Linked DNA regions of Homo sapiens: region 2 is linked to region 1. The links are chromatin loops, found by intact Hi-C in ENCODE. Cell type or tissue: chondrocyte. All regions are shown on one strand. Links, peaks and the distances in the headings refer to the core of each region. The heading gives the core; the rest is flanking DNA.

The links. A loop is a pair of places that touch in the nucleus more often than their neighbours do. Peaks named below come from ENCODE experiments on the same cell type or tissue, not always from the same donor. Only the 100,000 strongest peaks of a DNase experiment are listed, where the experiment ranks them.
Region 2: a loop joins it to region 1, with 2.9 times the contacts of the local background. A loop is called at or near these places in 40 of 110 quality-filtered maps.

Annotation. Positions count from the first base shown.
Region 1 is chr13:91,719,483-91,724,866 of GRCh38, reverse strand. All of the region lies in intron 3 of GPC5 (glypican 5), which reads right to left. Among named protein-coding and RNA genes, the nearest start is that of GPC5, 320 kb to the right of the region's middle. In chondrocyte, for the core only: CTCF peaks have their summits at 2,194 and 2,396 (motif pointing right); no DNase peak of the experiment used is centred there.
Region 2 is chr13:91,395,942-91,401,325 of GRCh38, reverse strand. GPC5 (glypican 5) reads right to left here and starts at 2,705. Exons shown (of 8, transcript NM_004466.6): 1 at 2,117-2,705. The coding sequence starts at 2,279. LOC124903189 (a long non-coding RNA gene) reads right to left here and starts at 4,449. Exons shown (of 2, transcript XR_007063831.1): 1 at 4,165-4,449; 2 at 3,738-3,980. RefSeq lists silencers at 2,621-2,890, 2,597-2,891. In chondrocyte, for the core only: no CTCF peak of the experiment used is centred there; DNase peaks (open chromatin) are centred at 2,125 and 2,642.

The DNA.
Region 1 (5,384 bases), core at 312-5,311:
TTTTTTTTTCCAGACAGGATCTCACTCTGTCGCCCAGGCTGGAGTGCAGTGCCATGATCATGACTCACTGCAGCCTTGACCTCCCTGGCTCAAGCAATCCTCCCACCTTGGCCTTACAGAGTAGCTGGACTATAGGCGCATGCCACCATGCCTGGCTTATTTTTTATCCTTTTATTTTTTTGTAGAGATGGGATCTCACTATGTTGCCAGGGCTGGTCTCAAACCCCTGGCCTCAAGTGATCCTCCCACCTCAGCCTCCCAAAATGCTGGAATTACAGGCATGAGACACCGTGCCTACCCCATAGTCTCCATTTCTTTTGCAATGGTACTTCCTTAATGTTTATTAATAATAATACAAGTTGAAAAGCAAAAATGTTTAGAATATTACAAATTGAAAAGGAAATTACAAATTGAAAAAAAAAAGGAGGTAGTTCGAGTGATTATTAAGCACACTGGGTTAGAGGAGGAGGCACAGGCTCACTTCACAGTCCCTTGGATGTCAGGGTAACTGATTGCTTTGCTTCAGGCCACATCTGGGATGCTTGGTGTTAACAGAGAGGCGGTTAATAGATTACATAAGGCATGAGTCTGCATGTATCCTTGATAATAATAATGATACATAAATAAAATAAGAAACAAAGTAGTTTGTGGACACATGTGCTGTGCTCCATTATATTAAATAACTCATATCATTATATTAAAAGCTAATTTTAAACTGTCCAGAGGAACTATGCTATTGGTAATTTTTTCTGTTATAACAACAAATTTGAGTTTATTTTCTCATGTTCAGTTCCCTTATGATTCTGAGAACTAGTTTCTAAAATTGCTGGCTGATTTTAGGGGTAAAATCTGTTCCCACAAATCTGTTCTTCTCAGTGTTGGAGAAGCTAATTCTTCAACACAGAGAGAAAGTCCACGATTTTAGTTTTATTTCAATGAGAACAAATTTAGGAAGGTAGTAAGTTGGGCCAGGTCACTATGGGGGCAGAGGTAATGTCCCAGATACATTAGATTTGGATTTTATTTTTCAGACTATTGTACTATATTAATAACTAATGGGCAAGGGAACAGAATTATCAAAGCCCTGTTTTAGAAAGATCTGCTATAGTCATTGCAATCAACAAAGGGACTATTCCAATAGGTGAGGTAAGAGAATATTGGAATAAACTCAGAACCAGTGAAATCAGAGAGGAAAAGGGAAAGTTCCTTTATGAGTGCAGTGAATGGTATTTGACTAGGGGTTGACTCCCTATATAAGGTAAGAATGAAGAAGTTAAAGCTCTTGGTGGTTTTAAACCTAGTAATCGGGATGATTAAAGAGCCAGACACTGATATATGGAAGTTAGAAGGTAGAACAAATTTAGTTTATGGTGTACCTGTTTTTTTTTTGGAGGGAGAGATTAATTCTCATTTTGAGCTTTAATTGTGAGGTAATTTCTAAAAGACAGCTCTAAATAATAGATTGGAGATCAAAACCAAGTTAATGAATAGAATTGCATGCATAGAGCCAATAGTTAAACCCATGCAAATAGATGAAATCATAAAATGTATATAAAATGTAAATGGCAGAAGGAAAATCTTTCAGATGCAGGAGAAAGAGAACTCGTATAATATACTGTCCCCACCCCACAAAAAAGGAGGAGGAGAAGAGCTTTTACTATGTTGCTACGTTTGTATCAATAGAAATGAAAAAAAAATAAATAAAAATAAGTGATTACAAAATATTATGCCCTAAAACTATGAAACAACTGCCATCCAAATAGTAGATATGCTACATTCAAGGTACAAATAATTCCATAAGCCAGGTACGGAAAACATATAAAAGTTATAACCATAATACCACTTTTAAAACACTAGTACATTCTAGTATTGCAACAAGGAATATTTATAGGAAGTTATAAATTATTAAGACTCCATAAAGCACTGCCTTTAAACAAGCTACCCATAAGGAAAATTCCAAATTTGTACAAGGTGCCCAGTTCTTGGGGAAAACCAAATAAAGTAATGTTAAGGTTAAGTAAGAGAGGAAACACATACTATCTCTGCTTGGCAAGAATTAGAGGTATGTTTATGCTATGGTTAGCAAAGAGTAAAGAAGGTCTTCTGTTTAAAGTGTTTACTTGGAGGCATGGATCCTTTCAGTTTTCCACAAGTTGCTTCTCCACATGGATTTCTGCTAGATATTGTCATAAATTTTCCCATTCTAACTCATATTATATTTTGAATTAAGGAAAAGAATAAGGAGGAAGAGGCAGAGGAAGGGAAAGACAGGGAGAAGCAGAAGCACGTTTTAATAATCTCCTATTGGCCCCACTGTGAAAAGAATCTTGATTCCACGTTGCTATTTTTGCATTCCTATATATTAAACCACCAGAGGGCGCTTCTGCATTTCATTCCTATTCATAATTATTAATTAAACTTACTGTATGGGTCCATTTAAAGCATTTAGTTCAGGCTCTTAAAGGAAAATCCAACTTGTAAGCCCAAGTGACAAGTGCTTAGATATGAGAAATCTTCAGAAAAATCTAGTCTTTTATGGAAAACCACCAGGCTGAGGCTGCAGGGCCAATGTCGTTAAATAAGAAATGGAAAACCAACCCATAATTGTAGACTAATTTGTCCAGACTGAGCTCTCTCAAAGTCAGGAATAGAGATACTGAGAATTGACCAAGGATTTCAATTATTTCCCCTTTTTCTCTTTCTCTCTTTTTCTTTCCTTCCTGATTTCCAGTTTTAAAGATGCCTTTGTTTAAGAAGTTCAAAGACTGAAAGCCAAATCAATTTTTGTTCTTGTTTAGCTGCAGATGACAATGTCAATCAATACACTGAGCCCTCATTATTGGTAGGACATTATTGTAGTAGATGGGAATAGAGCAAGGAACCTTCTCTCTAGGAGCTTATATTCCAGTGAGAAAACTAAAATTATGACATTAAATAGACAACTTTAAGTCTTGATGAATGTTATTTAGTTAAGAATGCATCATTGGTAGTGGAATGGGGTAGAGTGGGGGTGGGGTGCTCCAGCCAGGTGGTCAATTGGTTTAAATACTATTTTCTACTTGTTTGGAAAGTAGTATTTAGGTTATGTTCTGAATAATGTTAACAAACAGCCATGGGAAGATCACAGGGAAAAACTTTATATGCAGAGAGAACAACTCTAAAATAGAAGAGAAAGAAAGGCCACTGAAACTGAAAAATGCCACATAGTACTGGGGAGCCTAGGGGGATGAGGCAAGAGGCAGACTGGCCAGATCATCGGGTAGTTTCCCACATGCTCTGCCAAGGGCTAAATTTGTGTTCTAAGTGGGCTCTGAAGTAACTGGAGAATTTTGAGCATGGCAGTAACATGATCTCTTTTATGTTTCAAAAAAAATATCACACTGGCTGTCATTTGGAGAGATGTATGCACAGGGCATAAGAAAATGGACAAGAGGCTGGGCACGGTGGCTCACGCCTGTAATCACAACACTTTGGGAGGCTGAGGCAGGCAGATCGCATGAGGTCAGGAGTTCGACACCAGCCTGGCCAACACGGTGAAACCCTATCTCTACTAAAAACACAAAAATTAGCCAGGCATGGTGGCAGGCACCTGTAAGTCCAGCTACTCAAGGGGCTGAGACAGGAGAATTGCTTGACCCTGGAAGGTGGAAGCTGCAGTGAGCTGAGATTGCACCATTGCATTCCAGCCTGGGCAACAAGAGTGAAACTCAGTCCCCCCACCCAAAAAAAGAAAGAAAGAAAGAAAGAAAGAAAGAAAGAAAGAAAGAAAGAAAGAAAGAAAGAAAGAAAGAAAGAAAGAAAGGGAAGGAAGGAAGAAAGAAAATGGACAAGATAAAAATAGTGAATCCAGCTATGAAGTTTTGAGTGTGTTTCAGGGGAGAGATGATGTTGCCTTTGCTAAGGGTGGTCTATGAGGACTGAGATCCAGTTGGAAGATCTATCTATCTGGATCTATCTGTCTATCTATCTGGATCTATTTATTGAAGGAGGAGACAGCAGAACTTGAGGGGTGGATTAAACATAGCAAGTGAAAGAAAGACAGATTCATGAATCTCTGGTATCTTTTGTCTGAAGCGACTGGGCACATGAAGGTATCATTAAATGAGATAGAGAAGACTAAAGGAAGAGATTTGGGAAGAAATTAAGTCTCTCTTGGACATATTTGGCTTCCTATGACAATCACTCATCCAAGAGGAGCTGTCCAATATGCTGTTAGTTACCTGAACTGAAAGCTCAAGGGAGAGATCAGGCAAGGTACAAAAATGTGGTTTTCAACAGCAGGCAGTTGGATGAGCATAGGGGAAAGACAGTGCTGAAGACTGATTCTTGGGCATTCCAACATTTAGATGTGGAGACCAAAGGAAGTTGAAAATGATTCTGAGATGAAGCTCAAGGAGAAGTAAGGCAATCTCAGAAGAGTGAGTTATCTCAAACTACAAATGCAGAAAGCATTTATTGTTGTTTTTAAAGATTAAATGATTAAATGTTTCAAAAGCTACTGAAAATGCAAGTAAAATGAAGACTAAAATTCATCATTGGCTCTAATCAGAAGAACACTATCAGTGATTCGTGGAAAGTGTAGTTTCAGCACAGAGTCAGGTAAGAAAGCACAGTGATCAGTGGGGGTGCAAGAGATAAAGATAAATAAGAAATACACAAATCATTCACGGAATTTTGGAGAAGGAAGGCAGATTTATGGGACAAAGCCTAGAGAAGGGATGGAATCTAGTGAGATTCTGTTTTGTTTTGTTTTTTGGGGGGACAGTAGCCATTACCACATGATTATATTTTTAATGTAGAGACCTCGTTTCATATAATTTGATCCAAAATACTTCTATTGCAAAACAAGTGAGACAACATTTTCCATAGTGTGGAAGTGTCAGGGAGACATGCAGTTTAAACATATAACCTGAATTTGACATGCCTTTCTTTATAGCTTTATCCAAGGCTGATTAGAATTGTATTCACCTGCTTTGAAGGTACTAGATCATCTAAATGGAGATTTAGTAAAGAGAGAAATAAGAGAAAAAAAAAATGAGGGAGAAGAGTAAGTACATTGAACATTTCCATAAGATAAAGTGATTTTGGAATTAGAAATAAAGGAGTAGAATATATTTTATTCTAAAATTGGCAAAAACACCCATAAGTCCATCACCCCTTTTTATATTAGCTGTCTTTTTCCAATGAATTTTTACATGACAATTTTATATTCTTCTTTTTCAATTAAAATTGCATTGCAAACAGTTTCCTAAACCATAGATCTATTTTGTGAATATCATGTCAATAACTGAATAAAAGTAAAAATAATGGAGTAAGTTAGCTGGAATGGTAGGAAATAATGACCATAATGTGAGATATCTGACTTGCAGATTTCAGAGATAGTG
Region 2 (5,384 bases), core at 120-5,119, 320 kb after region 1:
TCAATTTGGGATTGAGGGGTTTTTTTTTTTAGAGAGATGAGAGGAATCAGTGTTTAAAAAAGTTTAATATTTTGCTGAATTATTTGTAAAAGAATGACCAACAATACAGACACAAAACTTCAGAATTATATCAAATTCCTATATGAATGCCTTTTTTGGGGGGTGGATCTAAATCAGCATAGCACTTTTGTGTGACTTTTTCTTAGTGAAAATATTAAAGGAACTTAGCATTTCTTTTCACCAGTACCACTGATGTCTCTAAGCCTCTTCTGTGAGTGCTCCCGTGATTCCTCCATCACCTTCAGCCACAGATTTAAAAAATCTACTAGCAATGGGGAAACAATCCAGAGTGACTTAGAAAAGAAAGATTCCTTGTCGTCATGGAACTTTTTTGTGTGTCATGTGTATCAAATGCAAATAATTACAGTCATTTCCCTCTCCTTAGGACAGAGCTTTAGTTTTCCCTGACATCCTGGTAAGACACTGTCTCAGTGACTGATACTCTGGAAAGTTCATCTTTAAAAGAGATGAACACCCAATCAATGTGTTGCATTCAGCAGATACCAGAAATACTGAGATACCAGAGTGGAGTGAAATCAGGGCCTTACTGGGGAGAAGGGGCTGGCCATCAACATTCGGTGAACATAGCAGGCAAAGTTACCATATTTGGGGACTAAAAATCTAATAATTCAGGTAAAGATCTCACATCATAACACCCTCACCACCCACACGCACAAACTCACTTTAGTTTTATCAGCAGCCAATAAAGTGAGATTTATTTCCTAATGAAAAGAATGCACTAAGAAAAATACAGATCTATAAGGCGATATTTTATTTGGGGATAGAAGAATCGCCCTAAACTGAGAATGTCAACTTTGTTTCAAGTAATACAGAAAAAGCACCTAGTACCAAACAGGTATACAAAGAAATAGCTGGGTTTAAGACTGGTCATGTAAACTCAAATGGAGTCAGTGTTCCCGAATGCCTAGATTTTCTTTCTGGGATGACTTAAAATTGAGCAAAGCAATCAAGAAAAGCGGCTACAGCTCACACTTCCTCATTGCTACAAGCAAGTCCCCCAACCCTGGAAACTCGGGACTTTAGACTTAAGCGTCCTCCACAAGTTCTTTGTTCAACCAGTAACCTCACAGATTCGTCTGTGTTGGCTTCATAGTCACAGCTAAAGGGGTGCATGGCTCTAGTGAGATCTTACTTAGCTCTAGACACCTGCTATTGCGTTTGACAGCTATGACCTATTCTTCCAGACAGAACCTACACTGGAACTCCCACCAGCAGAAGGAAATTGGTGCGGTGGAAACGGGGAGCAGGGTTCGAAAGCACAGGCAAAAGGCGCTCACAGGAAGCAAGATCCACGCTGGCCACACAAACTGTATCTTTCCCTTTGGAACGCTGGTACATCTCATCCATGTCAAGTGACTCCCCAGTACGTTCGGTTTGATCGCCTGTTGCCCTAACACTTTTCAGGCTAAAAACTACCTTGGTGCTGGGAGACACACTGGGTGGTTGGGTTTCCTCCAAGCAGGGCTTGATACGAGGGCACAGAAGGGCAGCTAAGGGTCACGTCTCTGGGTGCACAGGGTCCAAGTCCTAATTACAGAGGAGACCGGCTGCCCTTGTCTGTGCCCCATTCTCCAGCAAAGGGGTATATCGCAGGTTTGTGATTTTTAGTACCAAACTTGGGGCGATCAATTCAATTCCCTCCACCTTATGAGAAAGCAGTAAACCGAAATCCCCGGTGGGGCACTGGGGAAATTCCTACTCGGAAGAGAAACGGAGTTAGACTGCGTGTCCCCCACGCCCTGATGTCTGCTTTCCTGGTTCCTTCCAACTCATCCTCCAAGACGAAGGGAGCCGGGCGGGAAGCAGATGCCCAGAACGGGGATTCGTCGCAGGCTTGGTTAGGGGTCCCCAGAGCTGCGCTGCGCTGCACTCAGGCTACCCGCACCAAGCATCCCCGGAAGCCTCCCCGGGATTCACCCTGCGCGGCTGCAGGGCCCGAAAGGTCATCTTCCCACGAGTGCCACCAAGGGAGCCTGGGGGAGCGAAGGCCGGGCTCGGACGCCGCCAGTCCAGAGACCCCCTCATTGCCCCTTACCTGCCCGCGGCGAATCCGGCAGCCCCCTGACAGCTCCCAGCAGCCGCCACTGGAAAAGTTTCCGAACTTCTTCGCAGGTCTGCACGCCCTCGCTGCGGGCGGACCCAACCAGGGCCAGAAGGAGGAGGCAGCGAAAGCCCACGGGCCAGGTCTGTGCGTCCATCCTCGCCGTCCTGGTCCCCTTTACCCGCCAGTGGACCCCACTCGCCCTGCGCGCCCTGGCTGAGCTGCAGACGTGGAAGACACAGCGGCCGAGGCTCTCGAGCGGTGCGAGCCGGCTGCGGGGTGTACGGACCGCCCGCGGGCACCGGCTTCACCTGGGAGCAGTTAGCTCTTCCCGGAGGAGGCCCTAAGCTGAGACACCAGAGTTTTCCAGCTGAGCACCCTCTGGTCTTCTTCCCTAGCCGAGAAGAGTGGGCGGCTGGGCGGGGCGAAGAAAACTAGTGGAGCCGCAGGGAGCCCGCAAGCATCCGCTCTGGCCACCACTGCTGCAACTGCTGCCGCTGCCGCCACTGCCGCCACTGCCGCCACTGCCGCCGCCGCCGCCGCCTCCGCCGCCCGGCTCGGCTCGCAGCAGCTAACCTGGGATGTGCCCGCTCGCTGCGCTCCGCGGAAGCCCCGCCCCGCACTCCCCGCCCCGCGGACAGGCCACGCCCCTGCCACGCCCCCGGCGCGCTGTCCCGCTCCGCACCCACTAAGATGCTGTCATACGCGGCCCAGTGCTGAAGACTCGGAGCGACATCGATGCAAATAAATAGAAGGAAACCCGGACCTCGCTCTCCCAGTCCGTTCTGGGGAAGAATCATCTGATAAAAACAGAGAATGTATAAATAGGGTCAGAGAAGACAAGAGATGAGAAACACCAACTGGAACTAAGAAATATCTCATCTATGTAATCAAGGTCCTCAGTACATAGGAATTTGTATTCTAATTGCATTAAATAGGATCTGGACATAATACAAAAGGCAAAAACTATTTACGGTTAAAGATCTCAATTGAGAGACTTCATAACACTTAGGTTGTTAAAGAGTGCACATGAGAAGTTATTTTTTAAAATGGCTTTGTTTTACTGCTTAGGAACATTTTTCTATAACATGATTTTCTGAAAGGAGGTATAAGAATTACAATCAAACTTTATCACATTCTTATCACAATGAAATCTAGTTTTAAGTCTCTTATCACCATTTAGCATCATATTTTACTTCAGCACTTTGTATTTGTGGGGCTCCTCTGAGCTTTACCACTTCTGGAATTTCTTTAAAATATTTTTCAGAGAGCAATTAAGTTAAGAGTGCTCAGGGGAGTTCCTTACAAGGAATATAGAAAAATAAATACTTTAAGCAATTTTAAAATGGCAAAGGAATTTTGTCAATTTACAGTTTATGAGAGGAATGCATTACGCACCATAAACCAAAGGGCAGGTGCATTTTTTAAATGTGGTTGACTCAACAACTAAGCCTGTAAGAGTGTCTCAATCTACAGCCACTTGAAGAGAGTACTCCTTCTGTAAAATAAACTAGTTAAAAGCATCAGGCAGAGGGGACAATGAATGCTTTAACCACTTTAAGGAATTTCATCTCAAATTTGAACCCTTACCAAGAGATAGTAGTGAAAAACTTTATGTCTTAGTGAAGATTTTTAATGAACATTTAATATCAAAGGCAGCACTTTCAGCAGTATATCACTTGCTTTAAAACCATTCCAGGGCAATGGCTGAAACACTGCTTCAGAGTGAAATCATGCTACTTGGTGTTTGGCATCAGTTTTCTGAATATGAGATTTTGTTTCAAAGGGCAGTGCTCTTCATGAATCTCTTCTGCTCTAACCACCAAGTATGGAAAGATTGTCTGGAAGCCACCTATATCTATGAAAAGAAACAAGAAAAACCATGAGAATGTATATAGTGCTTATGGGCCAGATAATATTCTAAGTATTTTATGGAAATGAATTCACTCATGTAATCTTTATAACAACCTTATAAAGTAGTTACTACTATTATCATTGTTTTACAGATGAGGAAACAGGAACACAGAGGTGAAGTGACTTACTGAATGCCTAAGGTAAGTGACAAAGCCAGAAATCAAACTGAGGCTTCCAAATCCAGACCGCATGCTCTTCTCCAGAGGCTCTCCTTGACTATTCTGTGGTACAGAAAAACCCATCAGGTTTCACCAAAGGCCTTTGGGCAGCAACACCAAGGGCTGTTTATTCATTTAGCAGATTTTTTACTAGTAAATATGCATAATTTCTATCTATATAACTGTATTCTACTGGAATTATGTGTATCTCTATATAAGGCTAATAAATTCCCAAGTTTTTCTAAAACATCTTTATTGTTACCAAGATCTCTCCTTGATAGATTTGATCATCTTAGACTCTTAGCATCAAAAAGATCCTTAAATTACCATCTATCCCATTAACTGGAATCTCTAAAACGGTGTGTCTTGCAAGGATAAAAATCATAAACACAACTGAGTATTGATGGTTCAGTAAAAGCTAATTGACTAATACATATTGGTTGAAAACATACAATTTTTTTAACCGCTATTCTAGGCTTAACAGGAGTTTAAAGAGACACACAAGCAAGTTTTCTCAGTGATTTTATAAGTTAACAAAACAGGTGGGAGGTCATTTATAGAAATGCCATAGGAACTAACAAGAATATATTTAGTCTGTATAAAATATCCCCATTAACAAAAAATAAATATATTTTCCTTCTACCTCTTATCCATAACTGCTAGCAAAGTGGATGAGCCAGCATGTGGCCTGGAAGGGCATCTTGTCCTATTAGCATCCCTAAGCCCACCACGCAAGGCAACAGTATGCCTGCTACTGAAGCTACCAAGCTTCAAGACAAGTTTTCTAGTTCCACCCAGAACACAATGCCACGATCCCTTTTATAAGAACATTCTAGAGCAACCTCTGCAAATTATACCATAACTAGCCTTTTATTCAATTTACTGGTAAACATTACAAATGAAGCTAGGGAAAACTGTCCATAATTTGATAGTTATAATGCCTTATTTTACAAAATGTATTTAAAAAATGTATTGAATGTCTTTTATATAATAGGCATTGCGCTTTGCTTTCAAAATACCAATACCCTTGGATAGGAGAATCCTTAAATGGTCATTATTTAAAATACAGCTTAGTAATATTCTAAATCCAAAACTTCCCTGATACTTTCTATGTAACTGTTTATATGTTTATAGTTTGTCAACTTAGGACCTTGTAAAGAGAAATAAAAAACCTCGGCCGGGTGCGGTGG